Linked DNA regions of Mus musculus: region 2 is linked to region 1. A link is a loop called in an ENCODE intact Hi-C map of the cell type or tissue named here. Cell type or tissue: heart. All regions are shown on one strand. Each heading gives the region's core, and the rest is flanking DNA. Links, peaks and the distances in the headings are about the cores only. Region 1 overlaps Tank (TRAF family member-associated Nf-kappa B activator). Region 2 overlaps Slc4a10 (solute carrier family 4, sodium bicarbonate cotransporter-like, member 10).

Evidence for each region. Peaks named below come from ENCODE experiments on the same cell type or tissue, not always from the same donor. Only the 100,000 strongest peaks of a DNase experiment are listed, where the experiment ranks them.
Region 2: a loop joins it to region 1, with 4 times the contacts of the local background. A loop is called at or near these places in 17 of 42 quality-filtered maps.

Annotation. Positions count from the first base shown.
Region 1 is chr2:61,652,287-61,662,495 of GRCm38, forward strand. It overlaps Tank (TRAF family member-associated Nf-kappa B activator), which reads left to right. Exons shown (of 8, transcript NM_001164072.1): 8 at 1,093-1,885. The coding sequence ends at 1,269. Among named protein-coding and RNA genes, the nearest start is that of Psmd14, 54 kb to the right of the region's middle. In heart, for the core only: a CTCF peak has its summit at 4,515; DNase peaks (open chromatin) are centred at 3,215 and 4,385; H3K4me3 peaks cover 2,433 bases; H3K27ac peaks cover 1,499 bases.
Region 2 is chr2:62,282,617-62,290,616 of GRCm38, forward strand. Slc4a10 (solute carrier family 4, sodium bicarbonate cotransporter-like, member 10) reads left to right here. Exons shown (of 26, transcript NM_033552.3): 16 at 4,186-4,347; 17 at 6,092-6,205; 18 at 7,294-7,455. Among named protein-coding and RNA genes, the nearest start is that of Dpp4, 130 kb to the right of the region's middle. In heart, for the core only: a CTCF peak has its summit at 3,428 (motif pointing left); no DNase peak of the experiment used is centred there.

The sequences.
Region 1 (10,209 bases), core at 1,358-9,357:
TGAATGTGTCTTGCTTTTTAAACAAAGCTTATATATTAATACTGCTGTCCTGCAGTGCTCACTAATAGTGATGCATTGAAACCCAGATACTTTGATTAACAGTACTATGTTTATGTAAATAACTAACTAGAATGAAGTTAAAGGCATGAAAGTTGTCAGATGCTGAACTAAGCTGTGTTTTATTAAAAACATATTACTAACTGGAGCACAAAGCAGTCTCTTTAAGTGGTTTCTGAGGTTACTCTCTACCTATGTCAAGGTAATTTACCTATGCCAAGGTAAGAATTTGTTTTTAATAATCAGACTTACACAGTTCAGGAAAATAAGATATTTTTGTCAATATCTTCTACTAATCATCTACCATTACATTAATTCATATACATATGAATAATATATATAACTAATATATTATTCTAGACTTCTTAAAAGGATATTTACAAGTTTTTACTTCCTAATAATTACAATGGAGGTGGTTCTATTAAATTATAATTTCCTACATTCCTTTAATTGGGCAATTACTGATAAGTTTTGCTTTATTTTATTCATTTACAAGAAAGAATAATGCCAAACTATAAAACAGAAGTAAAGTAAGAAGTCAAAAGTATGTGTCTCAGCTTAGATTTTTATTGAGTGATTTAATACTTGAAATTTTTAAAAGATGACAAATTGAATTTGTTTAGTAGTTTAAAAAAAACTTCTCTTTTTGAAGAAATCAAAATGTTGATTATATGTGATTTCTTTATTTGTATCTTGGATTGTCTTTAATAAAACTGTGCTTGCACATGTACTATTAAAGACTATTAAATACAGAACCTAATATAGTCTAAAGTATTGGCCATTATTTCAAAACTGTTGCCATTAAGATAACTAATGACTGCTGCTGTTAAACCTGCACTATTTTTAAGTATGTAAAGATAAACTTCAGGAGGATGTGGTTAAGTTGTGCCCACTCTGGAAAAGAAATCTGCTTTCGAATTAGAGAATTTCAGATATAAGCACACATAAAAGTTATTCAGATACTTGGGTGTGAAATTTGATGCAAGTTGATTTTAAACACAAATAACAAAAGATGTTTTTGTTTGTTTCCTGCAGCCCTTTTGGAAGCCTTTTCTTAACCAAGACACTGACTTAGTGGTACCAAGTGATTCAGACTCAGAGCTCCTTAAACCTCTAGTGTGTGAATTCTGTCAAGAGCTTTTCCCACCATCCATTACATCCAGAGGGGATTTCCTCCGGCATCTTAATACACACTTTAATGGGGAGACTTAAATCACGTTTGAAAACAGACATATCATGTTCTCTGTGGTGGTTTTGGATTTGTAACGCTAGAGAACGCTTTCTCGTGAGCCAAATGTAAGATTGATTATAAAGTTGTTACTTTATCTTTTAAGAGATCATTTTGTATAGAACTATAACTCATTATATTATTCATGTTTATACCTATAATTTCTACATTTCAAAATTACACATGTGACTTACAGAGTTATTCAGTCATAATTTATGTTTCAAATAGCTAAGTTTATTGTTTGACTATTGTGAGATCTATTAAATTTAGTAATAGCAAATGTTTATAGGATATTCAAATTTCATTTGAATTTTTAATTATTTTTGCTACAGGTAATATTCCTTTAAAATACGTATATAACGTACAGAGAATAACAGACAATATGATCTAAGTAAATGTCGAATCAATCATTAGTTGCCCAGGGAAATTTAAACATTATAGATCATTTTTAAATAATACACATAGTTTTAATTTTTACTGTGTGTATAGATGCATGATTAAATGACTTAAATATTAAAAGTGACTTACGTCGTGCTTATTAAAAGTGTTCTTTGTTTCTGAGATAAATAAATAAATCGCATTTGGGGAGGGTTCATAAAATTCATGTCTGATGGGATTTATTACACATTAATAGGTCACTTTAAATTTCAAAATGATCTTTCAAACTGAGCATTCTATTTTTTTTCTTTTATTGGAAACAAATGTAAAAGCCTGTAAGGAGAATACATATTTATTAGTTTAGATTAGAAACGTTCAAATTCTTGTTGAGAAATTTGCTATTCATTGTTAGCAGCCTGATTGATGGCCACTGGAGACATCTTAGGGTACCAAGTATGCAGGGCGGCAGAACTGTTTAAGATGAGACTTGCCTTCCATTCTTCATGGTTCCTGCTGTTTGAGCTTCTCTTCCCACTCCCCTCCGCCCCCAATTTTTAAAAATGGTTGAGACACGGCTTCCATTTTATGAAGTAAGCATTGACTTGTAGCTTTCAACAGTAATGTAACTGTCCTTGAGCAATGTCTCATACTGGAGGGTTAAGCATGGGGGAATTTGATCAGGCCTCTGTGCCCAGTGGAAGAATGAGAATGGTACCTCGACTTCTCAAGGTGACGAGCACATCACATTGACATCTTCCTCACCAGGGTGACATAGCGATTATTAGGTATGCACTGTGAAGGGTTCTGAGGCATGTACATCTTTGCCACTAGGCTGAATGGAAATGCCTAGACAATTATCCAAAGACTCTTTTCTTCCCAGCTTCCCCTCCACTACACACACACACACACACACACACACACACACACACACACGCACACACAACTTCTCAGTATGTATTAATAAGAATATACCCACCACCACCTATCAAAAAAAAAGGGGGGGGATTTTTTTTTTCCTCTCCTCGCCTCTCACACAATTGACATCTTTACTGGCTTGCTGACAACCAAAAAGAACTCTATCCCAAAAAGTGACTTGGAGTGGCCCACTACCCTCCTCTGGAACATCCTGCCCTCACCACTTTAGTAAGGTGGGAATTTAAGATTCTAGCAGTACCCCAAGCTCCAACTTCTTAGGGCAGAGACCCTATTGGGCCGCCAGAGGGGCCTTCTGGAAGGACCCCGCAGCTCGAAAGGTAGAGTGGACACCACACCGGCCAAGTCTATCCCTCTATCCTATTGCAGTGCGGGGTGACGACAGGGCTGTCTCTGGGCTTCTGCTAGGCGTAGCCCGGGTAAGAACAGCTCCCAGGTAAGAAAGCTACGTGCGCAAAACGCTGATTTTGGGATGGGGGGTGGGGGGAACCACCCGTGGGCGAGGCAGTTGTGAGCGGGATGCCTGAGAAGTGGGAGGTGAATGTCCTCGGGATGCCCCCCCCCCCCGGGTGCAGCTTTCCCCGGAGGCTGAGGCTGCTGCCAGCGGGGACATCTGCTTTCTTACACTCCAGCCTGGCTCACCCCGCCCCCTCAGCCCCGGGTTGCGTGGTTATTTTACCAACACCGGGGGAGGGAAGACTTGAGGAGGTAGAAAAGGAATGGATGGAAGCTTAAAAGATTTTCTTCGCACCCCCCCCCCAGTCCCCTCCTTTCTTCTTCACGTCTTTTAACCTTCAAGGTAAAGACTTTATAAATATGAAACAATAAGGGAGTCTGCTGGCTCGCAGGCCGGCCGTGGGCTGGCGAGGCTGCCGGGTGCCGGGCCTCGCTCTTCTCTCCATCCTCACAAGTCTGGCCGTGGTTCGGCGGGTTAGGCTGGGCACAGGGGCCGGCGGTGAGCGCTCATCCCGTGGCGCCTTCGCTCCCGGGCTGCTGCCTCGACAGCTGCTTGTAGCTACAGTAATTAGACTGTCAGTGCTTGTTAGAGGAGAGAGGGGAAAACACGCTTCTGACAGCAGATTCCGAGACTCCCCAGTTTGTTAATTTCTAAGAGATCTTTAAAGCATTAATTGAGGTCTCCCTAACTCTTCCCTCCCATCCCTCTCCCCAACTTCTCCCACCCCAAAATATCTTTAGGAGAAAATTCTCTCCGCGTGGAAGCAGTGTTTCCCGCAAAATTGCCAGCCCGCCCCTTGCTCACGCGCGCGCGCGCACACACACACACACACACACACACACACACACCCTAGTTTACATATGCATATATAGGCACACACGTATATGCAAGGTTAACTCCGAGGAGCACTCGTCCAAATAGGGACCGAGATTGCATTTAAAATGATAATAATAAATAAATAAATCAACTAGGAAGGAAGGGGGGAGGGAAGCAGAAGTCGGGAAGAAAAGAGAAAAGCAGCAGGCTGATTACGAGGTGTCAAAACTGCCAGGAGCAAGAAGGTGATAGCAATCAGGGGTGAGAAGAGTGCGGCATTCGTGCGGGGCAACTAATTATCCGTCTCATTTGAGAAGAGCAGCATTTGAGGCAGCAGCGTTCGCCTGCTGAACGGTGACAGATTGGCGCGGAGGAGAGGGGAGGTGTTAAAACAATGGAGCCGGGCGCGCGAGCGCTGCTGCATGCTAATCAGCCCTCCCTCCGCCTGCCTGCCGCGCTCCCTCCTTCCTCCCGCTCCCTCCTCCGCGCGTCGTCCTCCCGCCTGCGGCGCTCCCTCCTTTCCAGCGGGCCCGCCGTCGCCCGCTTCCCGCTCCCTGGCTTTCCCGCGCGTCCTCCCCGCCGCTGGCGAGCCGCACCCGGGTTGGCCGGCCGGGCGAGAGAAGCGAGCGAGCGAGCGCAGCCCGCATGGGGCGCCCGGGACCCACGTTTAATGCGCACGCCCGCCCGGCCTGCCTGCCTGCCTGCCTGCGGGGGAGCGGACGCACTGGTCTGTGAGGGGACCCGAGTCACGCCAGAGGCCCGGGGACAAACCAAAGAGAGCCAGAAAAAACAAAGCCAGATCCGGGCCGAGCTGGGTCTTTACCGCATAGGCTTCCAACCTTGGTGCGAGCTGCCGAGACCCCGCTCGCCTGAGCTGTCGGCATGGTCAAGCCCTACCCCCCCCCCGCACCCCCCGCCAACGCGTCCCCCAAAGGCTTCGGGCTGTGACCCTCGCACACAAGCGTCCTGGCCCTGAGCACAAGTGCGAGCGAGTGCTTTAATAAGCCAGAGAGGGCCTTACAATTAGTTGTACTCCCAACCCCTGACCTCCTGACCCCAAGACTAGGCTAACTGGGCTTCTGTGTCACATACCCTGGGGAATACCACCTAAGACAGTAGCTGGTGAGACGAACGTCTTTTCAAAGCAGGTAACCCTCCCACGACCCGGGGCACCCGAAGATGGGGACTGGGCATGGCTGGTGCACTGCGTGCCTCCTCGATCAATTGGCTCCGTGATAAGATGGACATGAACAGCAACACCAAAGAATGCATCATAAACGAAGTCTCGTCAAAAAAAAAAAAAAAAAAAAAAAAAAAAAAAAAAAAAGTCTTCCATACCTGTTGAGGCTCGCTGGGGAGCCAGGGGAGATTTCACAGCGGTTCCCTTTTTGACCCGCAGAGTTGATGGTTGAGCAGAAAAACATTTAAACTACCATTTCATCAGCCATTCTTAGGATTAAAGACTTTGATGTTCCTCCCTGTGACAAAAGTGTCTTAGCCAGAACCCAGAAACAAAGAGCTGGCTGCAGTTTTTCCTAAGGCACTTAGCTATTAGCTAATCAGGTGCCTAAATTAACGTGATAAAACTTTCCTCTAACCATAGATGGTAAAAGAAGTAATTGCAGGATAACCTACGAAGTATAATTTTTTTCTACGGACTTTAATCTTGGTATAACAACACAAACAATTGTGTGAAGACTTATTGAGGACACAAGGGTTTCATTTCTATTATTGCCTTTCCCCTAAAGTTAGAATGTCTATTAATTAAAGTATATAAATATAAAATCAAGTGACTTGAGTGAATCTTGGTGGTTTTAGATTTTGATTCTAGTCATAGTGGAAGCTACACAGTGCTCAATGTAAGTAATTTTCCCGCTAGAATATGCCCAGGCATACCAGTAAAGTAATGACCTACTGAAATGCTATAAAGATTTAAAATTGAAAATTCCTAAAAAGAGTTATATAAAGTGTTTTGTACTGGGAAGCAGAAGTACTTTTGGTTTCTCTGGAAACCCACTGAGCAGCCCTCTGCCCTTAGCCCTTAGCCCATCACAGACTTTCCATTGCTATACTGTTAGCCTGCATTTGGAAAAATCCCCAAATCTGTTAGACTAGGAATCCATCTAACAGCAAGGGTGGAGGGTACATCCATTAATGTAAACCTGGGTCCAGCAATTCCATCGACATTGAAATTTATTTATTAACTATTTATCAGCCTTTTCTTCGTTAGCTAATTCTATGGAGGCATTTCATTTGAAGGTGTGAATTTATGGATTTCAATCCCCGTGTTGCCTTATGCATAGCCAATAGCTAACAAAATTATTTACCTTCTATCGGCTGGCTTTTTACGGACCTAGGGTAGTTTCTTCTCAGCCCTTAGACCTCACAAATTTGCATGGCTGTTTGAATGGCATATTTACAGATAAGTTTTTATTTGCACATAAGGACAAAAAGGTGAAGTGAAATTTGGTCCCAATGGAAACCTGATAGCTTCCCTGAACATATGGCTCCTTGGGCTGTTACTTCCTCTTTGAGATCAGTTTCCAAGTTTTTTTTTTTAATATATACATCAATTTGACACCAGTTATAAAGAAAATATATTGGTTTCGAAGATGCCTCCACCTGGGACTCTTAATAACAAACCTCCACCTCTTAATAACAAACGATGTAGTCAGGTGTACCTCTGAATTTACAGGTCTTGGCGAGCAAGGCATACTTTGATACCAGTTATCACTGACAACTGATTTACAGTCTTCAAAATGAGTTAGTTCTGTAGGTTCTTAGAACACCCGGACCAGGGTGATTAACACAGGTTAGGGGTGAGTGCAAAAGGCTCTTTTTGCTAAGGCCCTGCACTTAGGATATAATCTTACAAAGACCTCTCTCTCCCTGTAGATACAAATGATGTAAGTCTCATTTGATGCAAGTGCTTGGTGCCAGCTTAAGACTTAAGGGGAAAATCACAGCACTGAAAAAGATGTAAATGTTCGATTGGTAAGAAAGGGGGGAAACCGTGCTAAAACATGTGCCTATTTCCATGATGCTTAATTTACTATTCAAGACAAGTTTTTACTAATAAGCTCTATTGTTTCTTTCTGTTTTGTAAAATTTAGTATGTGTGAGACAAAAACCAGATTCAGAATGTGAATGAAGTCTGTTTAGCAAAAGATTGTTGGGGATTATGGCTCAAGAAAGGCCTCACATCAAAAGAGTTATCACCCGCACCACTGACACCATGCAAGGGCGAGTTTTCCAGCTCATATCTGTGACCACTTGCAAGGAACTTCTTCTGCCAACTTCCCCTATTGTCAGAATGCCTCTTAGATGAATTGATACACTTAGAAGGACACCAAGTGCCCAAAATGTTTGGATTGGTGGTGCTGTGTCTGTTGGCTACCTTGCTTTAGCTCTTGTATCAGTACAGTCTTCTTCCATTGGCCACAGTCCAAACCTAGAACAAAAGTTAAGATCTGGGGTGTGTCCATCTGTGAAAGGAGGGTGTCTCTAAGTCACACCTCTCCATAGAATAGGCATTTCACTATGGAATCCTTTCATAGATAACCAGTGCCACACGCACACACACACAAACACACACACCACCACCACCATTTGAATATGATCCCTTGCCATCTAAAAAGCTTAGATAATCTGAAGTATGTGTCCTTTCTTATTGAGGGATCTACAACAAATACACTGAAAAACTGATTTACTGATAGTATTTGTTTGGAAAGAGTATATAAAATATGTTATCACTTACTAATTCAAAGAATAGCTGTTTTCAAAGTAACAATGCCTGAAAGATGGCTCTACTCGATTGTCTTGGGTTTGGGGGGAGGGCAGGGAGGCACTATACCCAAAGAGAATAAATAAATCTTAAAAGCACTTAAGTTAGCTAGAAGTCAGGTAACACTCTCTAGACCATTAAGCTATTTCTTTCTTCCATAAAATTCCTCTCACTTGCACACACACAAAGTATAATATTCCTCTGACTTTATACTAGGCTTAATAGGAAAGCTAAATCCATTTGAAAGTCTTTTGAGTCAAAGACACCAACAATTAAGCCAAGTGAAATGAGCAGGGTAGTGAGCCTGGCTACAGAGTGTGGCCCGCTGTCCAGGTATCGTAAGTTCTCCACCACCATAGCAAGGACCTCAGTGCATCTCTGTTGGAAGAAGAAGTGCCCTCATTGCTGAATGCTGAGAATTTCTCAGGCTGGCTCAGATGAGGATAGAAAATGTATTGGAATGATTTTTTTGTCATTTAAAATGCTTCAGGTAGGACAGCAATCATTTCTTTAAAATGCTCAGCTAACCCATACCATAACTCCCAAACTACAATGCTTACTTCTGATTATCTGAATTCTGAACCAGAGGCTAGAGTCCCCTAAAGGAAGAATAGGAAGAAAAAAAAAAAAAAAAAAAAAAGGCAGCATGAGCTCAAGTAAGCCTGAGCACATTCTGAAAGCAAGTGTGCTGCTCTCCAGCTGAAGGCTCCACTTGGCTCCAGTTGGCCTTCCTTGTCTGTGATGCCCTGCAGCTCAGGAGGAGGTCTCAGCCTTGCATTCTCTTCCCTCGGTGTTGGGGAATCAAGTCTGAAAACAGCTCTCATTAGACAAATAGTTTCTCCATTTGCAGTTGTTAAATAGCACTAAGTGTCAGTGAGAAAGGGGCATCCTGTGTGGGTGTATTCATACCACTTCAAGCAATTGGCTTAAAAGGCAGGCTAGCTCACTGGGAATCCAAGGAATCCAGAGAGTGGCAAAGCTTGCTCGTAAAAGCTCTCCCTGCCTGGGGCTGGAAGAGAAATGCAAGCAGCCCTGGGCGTCCTCCCTTCCCCCTTAAAGCAGCTTTGAAACATACACACACACATACACACATATACTCACACATATAAACACATACACACATACACACACATATACACACATACATATATACACTCACATACACACATACATACACAGACACGCATACACACACACATATACACACAAACACACATATATGTACACATATACACGTACACACATGCACAAATACACACACATACACACACATACACATATATACACATACACACACATATACACACACATGCACACAACATGTACACATATATACACACATACACACACACACACATACACACACACACACATACACACACTCACAAAACCCCACTGCTGTTTTGGTATCCTTTTCCATGAAGATTTACTATGAGCATTTTGAATGCTTTTTCTTAGGCACCTACAAGACATTAAATGAGGTTGATTTCTAGATTAAAATCTTTGATAACTTTCAAAGCAGGTTTTGCTTCTACCCTTCATCTTTAAAGTTTCCAAGCCCCAATTTTGTTTTCTTTCCCAATAAACACTAAGAGGTAATACTGCTCTATAATATTACAAACAATTCTGACAAGGGTTTTCTCTGAGATGGCCACAGATGTGGTAAGACCCGATAAACCAATAACCCCAGAGAAGGAACCCTAGTCTGTTTCTTTATATAGAAATGAATCTGCTTACCCCAAACTGCCCATCAAAGCTGTCTGTTGTCTTCCCTGCCACACACCGTACTTGGAAAAAACTATGTTATAAAGACAACCAATTTAAAAAAAAAAAAAAAGAGTTCATAAAAGTATACACAATGTCAGGCTTACATCAGAGAATATGCCTTCCTACCTACTAGTATGGTTTCTTCCATGCAGGAGTTGTGTAGAGTTGGTTACTACAATAAAAATACAGGATGCTCAATACATTTTGATTTTTTTTTCATAACATGGACTATAAAGACATTCAACCAGGTCTTGAAAGAGCCTTCCCTAAGGGTCTGGGGAAATAGCCGGGGAGCCTGTTTTTTAGGGTTCACCCCCAGTTCACCAGACAGCCCAGACCTCTCAGATCTGTCCACAGGACTGCTCTTGCTTTTGATTAAACAAAGCTCTGTGTTGATCCCACAAGAGTTCCTGTAGCCTCCACGAGAGTGGGAGCTTAGAGAAGGGCGTCTCCTACTTCCTCTCAGAGCTCTTAGCAGCTACCTTGTCTTTTGTGTTCTGCTGCCTCGGGTGGTCGGGAGGGACACCTGAGCCATCTGGACTCACTTCTGACCCAGATGCAAAGCAAAGCTGAGGCTGAGAAACTGGGCCCTAGAAGAACAAAAGCAGGAAGCCAAGAAGAAGGCTTAGAGTCCCATCCAGTTAAGCACTGCAGGGTTCAGGGCCTAGTAGTCCTTCCCGAGGCCTGAGCCAGGGGCCACCTCTAGGCCTGCTGACCTTCGCTGGGTGAAGCTCCGAGGCCTAGGACCTGGGCAGGAGCCGAGGTGCCCGCACCCTCGCAGCCCCGCCG
Region 2 (8,000 bases), core at 1-8,000, 630 kb after region 1:
AACCTTTACCACCCTACCTACCTGTATGTTCTCAAATTTCTTTATAGCCATCAGCACAAACAAATTCTACTTCATTTGATTAATCACATACTATTTTAGTAAGTGATACAGTTAATGGAACATAGAAATATTTTGCTATAAAATCTCATAAGCCTTTAAATATATTATTTGAGAAGGATATGACCTTCTACCTTTATATATTGGGATTATAATATAATTACATTTCTCCCTCCCCTTTCTTTCCTGCAAGCGTTCCCATATATCCCTCCTTGCACTCTTAAAATTCATGGCCTCTTTTCTATTAGTCATATTACATGCATATATTAAATAGTTTAAGCTATGTCCAAGTATTCTTTAGAATAGTTGACTTGGAGATATTTTTGACTATACTCATGTATGCTTACAGAGTCAGAAATCTAAGTATACCAGCTTGCCATAAAGTTGAATTAAATAGCAAACATTTGAGTGAACATTGTTCAACATAATCATTTGGTGTTTATCAAACATTTGACCCTTTGATTTTGGTTCTTTCCCCTTACTGAGGTATATTCTGTTGTATATGTTCTTTCAGAATTAAAAATCAATTTACTTATTCTTGGTTTACAATTTAATCTTGACCTATATTTTATGATCTTTGTTTTCTCCTGCTCTCTGTCTCTCTTTAATCTTGACCTATATTTTATGATCTTTATTTTCTCCTGCTCTCTGTCTCTCTGTCTCTCTGTGTATGAGAGAGAGAGAGAGAGAGAGAGAGAGAGAGAGAGAGAGAGAGAGAGAGAGAGAGAGAGAACACATTAATGTTAAAATTTGTAGGTTACAAATTTTGCTTTTTACATCTAGGCATCTTGAAAACAGCAGAGCCCCTTGCGTTTCTTTAGAATAAACCTCCACTTACTCTTGTCTGCTGTTGTGGTCAACATTTATTCTTTTCAACCTATATTTCCCTAGAAAAGTAATGCAACCAGGGTTCTTGTTTCCAGAAAACCATTTAAATTAATCAGTAAAGGAAGTGATGGTGTGAACAAGAAAGGACAATGCAAATTTAGTGAGAAATTAGATCTGGGGTTGTGGTGGGGTCATGGTGAAATCATGGTGGAGTCATAGTGAGGTCATGGTAGGTGTGTAGGCAGTGAGTGGTGTGCTTTATCTACAAAGCTTCATTTTGGGTCACGTATTTCTATTTTCTCTTGATCACAAATTCAAAATAATCCAGTCTGAATTATTCAACCAAATTAAGTCATGTGTTGTTTTTCTCTAAATCATTTAATGCAAAATAGTAAAATTTATTCTATACATTAGCCAATCCAATTGATGATGTTAGCCACAAGTGAGTTATTTCAATTTTTTGCTTAAGAATTTTTAGTCAATATATCTAACAGTGTCTCCCTTTCCCCTCTTCATACAGAGCCTCCCACCTCTCTACCCACCCACCCTTTGAAAATAGAAGTTTTTGTACAATTAGAGGGTTATAAAAATATTTTAGATGCAAAACAAATTTAACACTTTATGCCTTATTTTAATTTTTAAAGTTCTCTACTATGAATTAATGTTACATAAGAAATGTCATATCATTTTCATCAGTTAATAGCAGATATTATTTTATTTCATCATAATATATCTTATAATTACTAACTTATACCTTGATAACTCAGTAAGGCAGAGAATCAAAATCAAAGGGCTAAATGTTTGGTAAACACCAAATGATTATGTTGAACTACGTTCACCTCACGTTTACTGTTTAATTCAACTTTATGGCAAGCTAATAGACTTAGACTTCTGTCTCTGTGCACTTACACAAGTACATCAGGAACATCTCAAAGCAAGGAGGGATATATGGAAATGTTTGGAGGAAGGAGGGGAGAGGGGAAATGTAATGGTATTATAATTATTGTTATTATATTGTAATTATATTTTAATTACATTGTAATTTCAAAAATCTTTAAAAACTAAAAAAGAAGGGAAAGTAATTATCAATTGCTTGAAATTTGTTTCAATGCTTTTTAGTCTCTTTCTATACATATATATATATATATATATATACATTTGAAAAGACATTAATAATTTCACATTCATATCTTCAAAATATACTAATAATTTCTATTTTAATTTTTACCAATTTATAGAATTGTTGAAATAGAATGTGTTGGAAGAGTAATTAGAATCTGTCAGCAAGTATCTTTTGAGTACTTACTATATTGTAAACCATGATAGACTAAAATGAAAGAAAGGCTTTGAAGTTTGTTTGCACGTCCAAAGGACTCCTTTTTCCCCTGTCTCTCTGTCTCTTCATTTCTTTGACTCTATCTCTGACTCTGTTTCTATCCCAAACCCCTCTCACTCTGTGTGTGTGTGGGGGGGGGGGGGTATATGTTGGACATGTAGATAGTATAAAGCTGAAAATAAATGTTGAATTCTGTAGTTACTTTTTACCTACAGAATTTACTTTTTAGAATCAGAGCCCCACCCTTGTTTCCTTGAAAAACAAGAAATAATAATACTTTACAGTTTGCTTTGAGTTGAGATAGCTAGCCTTGGCATTGGCGGTTATAGATAGGCAGTTGAATAATCTTTTCTTGCATCTGGCTTCTTAGGAGTAGAGCATCTGACCCACCTACATCCAAAGAATTCATAGAAGCCTTTCAGACATGCACAAAAGACTGCAGGTGCTCACAAATCACTATGTGCTGTGTGGGACTCCCACTTCCTCTGCTTAGACATCCTGGTGCACGTAACACTGCTTAGCAATTGTTCCAAGCATTTCTAAATGCACACAAAAAGAGACTGGAAATGTCAAAGATTTTTTTTCAAAATTTATTTATTAAGTTTAAGAAGGAAAATTAAAGCTATAAATAAGGCTAAGAGGTTTATTATTATTATTATTATCATTATTATTATTATTATGCAGTTCTTCAGTAGCTTAGTTTCTGTTCTCTGAATCATCTTAACATGAATAATTGAAATTTAGCTAATAATAAAGACAGTGTGGTGTCTGTTACATGGCTCTAAGTTATTCTGATTTTTCAAGAACCTTTAGACTCAGTACCTATGTCAAGAAGAAGTTGGTTGTTGCTTGCTTCCGGATGACAATGTGGCCACTTATTTATTTTAAATATTTCGGAGGAGTTTGTTTTATTCTAGAGTGAACTCAGGCGCTTGAAGTTTGGTTCAGTGAAAACAGCATATCTCTAAATTTTCTTTGACTATTCCACAAAGCAAGTCTTGTTCAGGGTCACAATACCTAGATGAATAAAAATTTTCCTGGCTTCTTTAAGCTGATATTTTCTATTTGTTTTGAATACAGTAATATAATTTTTAGAATATGAACGTTTTCCAAGATGACTTAGAAATATTTTTTCCTTTCAAAATATTTAATGCTTACATAAAATGCTGTTTTTCCCCCTTGAAGTTCTTTTTGACTTTGCTGCCACCTAATGGCTAAGACAGTAATTAATTTTTTTCTTTTTCTTTTTCTTTTCTTTTTTTTTTTTAACCTTTTTTTCCCCTTAAAAAACAAAACATAACAAACAAACATAAAAGCAGAAGAAATTCCGTGGGAAAGCAGAGCAAGCATGACCCTCTCCTTGTTCATGTAGGAATTTCTTTATCATTTCTTATTTGAATTCAACAATTACCGTATACGATTCAAATTTCCATTTCTTTAAATATATATCATCATTTTTGTTATCTTTCATAGCCTTCTTAGTATTGTTGAACTAGTTTTTAAAAATAATTACTGTTCTGCACTAGTCTATAATGCCTACCACAAGAGCGGTGCATGTACCCAGCTCTACCACATAGCATTAGTGAGGCTGAAAAAACATTGCTTAGTTTCTCCATGTCTCAGCTTTCTCTGGTATCAAATATAAATGAAAATATCTGTCTATGGTGTTGGTGTGAAAAAAACTAAAATGACATATTTAAATGCTTTATTATATTTCTGATGTTAGTACAAACTACATTATCAAACTTATCACATTTAAAATATATCTGTTATCTTGAACTTAATCGATGTCAGATTTAAACCCTATCCAAGTAGAACTTGAAATCAAGTGTCATACCTCTTAAGTTCTCTGTGGGAGCCATGGGTGAGCAGTCTAGGTGTCTCAGCTGCGTTTGATAGGGTGTTAGTTTTCTGAAAGAAATGCACTAAGTGTTCTTTACCAGTTGTGTTTCCCTTCCTCTCAGGAGTGCAGATCACTGCACGGGGAGTATGTCGGGCGAGCCTGTGGCCATGGCCACCCCTACGTGCCAGATGTTCTCTTCTGGTCGGTGATCCTGTTCTTCTCCACAGTTACCATGTCAGCCACCCTGAAGCAGTTCAAGACCAGCCGCTATTTCCCAACCAAGGTACTTGGGTTTAAATATTTCTGATCCAAATATAAACTAAATATTCTACATGCTCAAGGTTAGGGGAGAGTTACTGATGGAATGACATGAACTGGTAGAAAGGTTCTGAGAGAACTGGCAAGCTAGATTTAGGTCCTAGAACAGGGCTGGGAAGAAGCCCTTTGTGACATAGCTACCAGAGGTGGCACAAGCTCTTCTGCTTTCCTTCAAACTGAAAGGTCAACACTTCCCTTCCCATGTACAGATTTGGAAAGTCAAAGCATAGGCCATATTAGTGATTGTCACTTTCTTTCCCAGGGAGCAGTGGGGCCTATGCCAGCCTGACAGGAACCAGTGTTACAGTCTCTACATGGAGAAGCCTGGCACTGTGCACTAGGACACAATTTTCTTTTCTTTTTTTAAATGCATCAGTCCTTTACCCTAAGCCACCATGCTTGTATCTGTATATTTGAGAAAGGAAACAGGGAATCAACTGAGTTCAATATTTAACACTACAACATAAAAATCTGTGAGGTCTGAGTCCACCATGAAAAGGTCCAGGATGAGATTTAACAAACACACACACACACACACACAGACACAGACACACACACACACACACTCAGACACACACACACTCAGACACACACACAGAGGAAACAAATGTTTTTCAGACTGAGGTAAATATCTCAAAAAAATTCCACTTTGGTAAACAAGAAGAGTTCCTTCCAGAGACTGCTGCTTTTTCGGTCACTATCTTCTTCACGAAAGTTAACAGGCTTATCTCCTCCACCTTTCAGCTGAACCATTCTCTATGTCAGAATCTAACGACTTTGTTCATGGGTTGCAACAGCATACTAATAGAAAGCAAATGTTACTGATAGTTTTTAAGAGTAACTACTCAAAAATGTCCTTGGAGAGCTTGGGAGATGGCGTAGTCTGTGAAGTGCTTGCTCTGTAAACATAAGAACCTAAACCCAGGGTCCAAGAACCTATGGTAAAGGGCTGGGGGTGGGGGTGGGGGTGCCGGAGAGCTGGGTGTATTGGTGCACACCTGTGGTCCCAGAGATCACAGTGAGATTGCAGGGGGAAAGAGGTGAATCCTTCGTGTGCCTTTGCCTGAGCTATTGGATGAGGTTCCAGGCCAGTGAGAAATGGGGCCAGCATCTCAGGAGGTTTTTCTCTGACTTGCACATGTGCACCATGAACTGTGCACCACTGCACAATGGCTTTCTACAATGAGAAATGGTTTGAAAAATGGCTTATATAAAGTTCATTTTATATCAAAGAAATTTTTAAATTTGCCTACATCATTGTGTATATTAGTAATTGTCATACCTTAAGTAATTAAAACACGCTTCTTTAATAAAAGCAGGTAATGCCATTTAGTGGTCCTTTGGATTCATAATGTTAAAATATAATGTGTATTCAAGAGACCTAAAATTCACCTGATGCAGGCCAGACAACTTTATTCTGTGTTCCAAATTTTCACATACTTGGGTTTATAATAGATACTTTAAATGAATATGAAAAAGAAAATGACCACCATTATTTCAGTTCAATAAATCTTTATTCTGAAAAAGTGTGGGTGAGAGACATAGATGTATTCAGACTGTAGCATAGCATAGCTAATGATACTATGTTACAATGTGCATACGGAGTAACATCATGATATTATGTCACAGCGGTCATATTCAAGACTGCTCCTGAATATTTCTAGTTATTTATAGCTCCCTCAAAGTAACAATATTTTCATTATTTTTAGGTTCGATCCATAGTGAGTGATTTTGCGGTTTTTCTTACAATTCTGTGTATGGTTTTAATTGACTATGCCATTGGGATCCCATCACCAAAACTACAAGTACCAAGCGTTTTCAAGGTGAATTTATCTAGCATGTAACATCTATCTGCTTTTCTATTCCTCTGTATCTAATAGATGATCTGTGACCCAGTATAAGAAACTTTTATGAGAACATGAGCAATATGCATTAATAGATTAAGAAATAAATTGTTGTCTGGTATTAAAAAGAATAATAAAATTGAAACTTCAAGACTGCTTAAACATTTCCTATCACCCATTAGAGTTGAAAGATATGCAAACAGTACAGCATGCCTACAAACCAAGGAAGCATTCTGAAACTGAGGGACATGCATTTTTGTGAGGGAAAACTGCAGAGTGAATAGGGTTTGAAAAACAGATACTAGGCTTGGGATAAGTATACCAACCATATTATGATGGCAGGACAGCCCTTGATGCCAGCAAATTTACTGCCTCAGCCTGTTTTCTCATCTGTCAAACAGAGCTAGGGACTTAATCGGAGAATCATTTGCTGTCATAATGAATTCCTCTGGGACTCATTTCCAGCAGCAGCCCTGTTTTGAACCTTTTGCTGAGCTTATGATATGGCTCAGTTTCTGGTTTTTTGTTTTGTTTTGTTTTGGTTTTCATTTTTCATATAGTAGCCTGTGCACACACCTGAAATAAGTTACTATATTACACCAAAACCTTCTATTTATATATCCACTAAACTAAAAGAAAGCTCTGCCTTGTTTCTAGCATAGTGTACAATGTGCAATCTTAAATGTAGACAAATTTGCATACAGTAAATAGTAGGTATTGGTGTTACTTATTAAATACAGGTATTGATTGAGAATGATGTTTTAATTAGTCTGCTGGAGTTAAAATTTGACCTCAATTAATTATTAACCCTGGAACCTTAGACAACTTACTACGGCACTCTATGCCTCAATTTCATCCCTACTATGCTATGAAGAGAAAATGGGTTAAAAGATAAGACACTCAGAGGGGTGTCCTTAGTTATGTGAATGCTCCGCGAGTTTATTACTTAGTGAATGCTCAGCCAATCACTTCATAATTAAGAGTTCCATGTTTATATCTGTATGACTTAGTTTGGTTAGGTATTCATCAATCTTGCTACTGATATCTATGGTTAATTTTTTTCTCAGCCGACCAGAGACGACCGTGGCTGGTTTGTTACACCTTTGGGTCCAAACCCATGGTGGACAATCATAGCTGCCATCATCCCAGCTTTACTCTGTACTATTCTGATTTTCATGGACCAGCAGATTACAGCTGTCATCATCAACAGAAAAGAGCACAAGCTAAAGGTATGTATTTAACATCCATTATAATACAAATGATTCTTATGCAGCTGATAGTAATTGATGGCCATAGATTCTGTCTTTAATTTGTATACATTTGTTCAGTATAGAATGCTGTTTTCAGGTTTGTAGTTTTTATTGTTTTCTAGGACACTTTGTCTTATGGTGCTATGAACATTTTGGTTGCAATATTTGTCTATCCTCGAGTCTGAAACCTTACTTCTAAAGGGGAAAAATGGTTCTAACTTTAGCATGCTTAACATTAACTTGGTGAAATGTTCAATTCTGGTAAGGAAATACTTACCAACTTGGCTTCCGTCTGGGATTCCACTATTTCTTTATTTGATGCCAAGTATGTTCGTTATTATAAGGGACCATATTTCAGATATGTTTCACTGAATTATATCATTTAAAAATTATTATTTGTTTGTAATGCCTAAAACAAAGGGAACGTGTGGCTATAAATACTATAGTTTATATGTGACATCTTTGAACATTATTGTGGATTTTTAGTACAAGTAGATTTTATTTAATATAATTATATAAATATA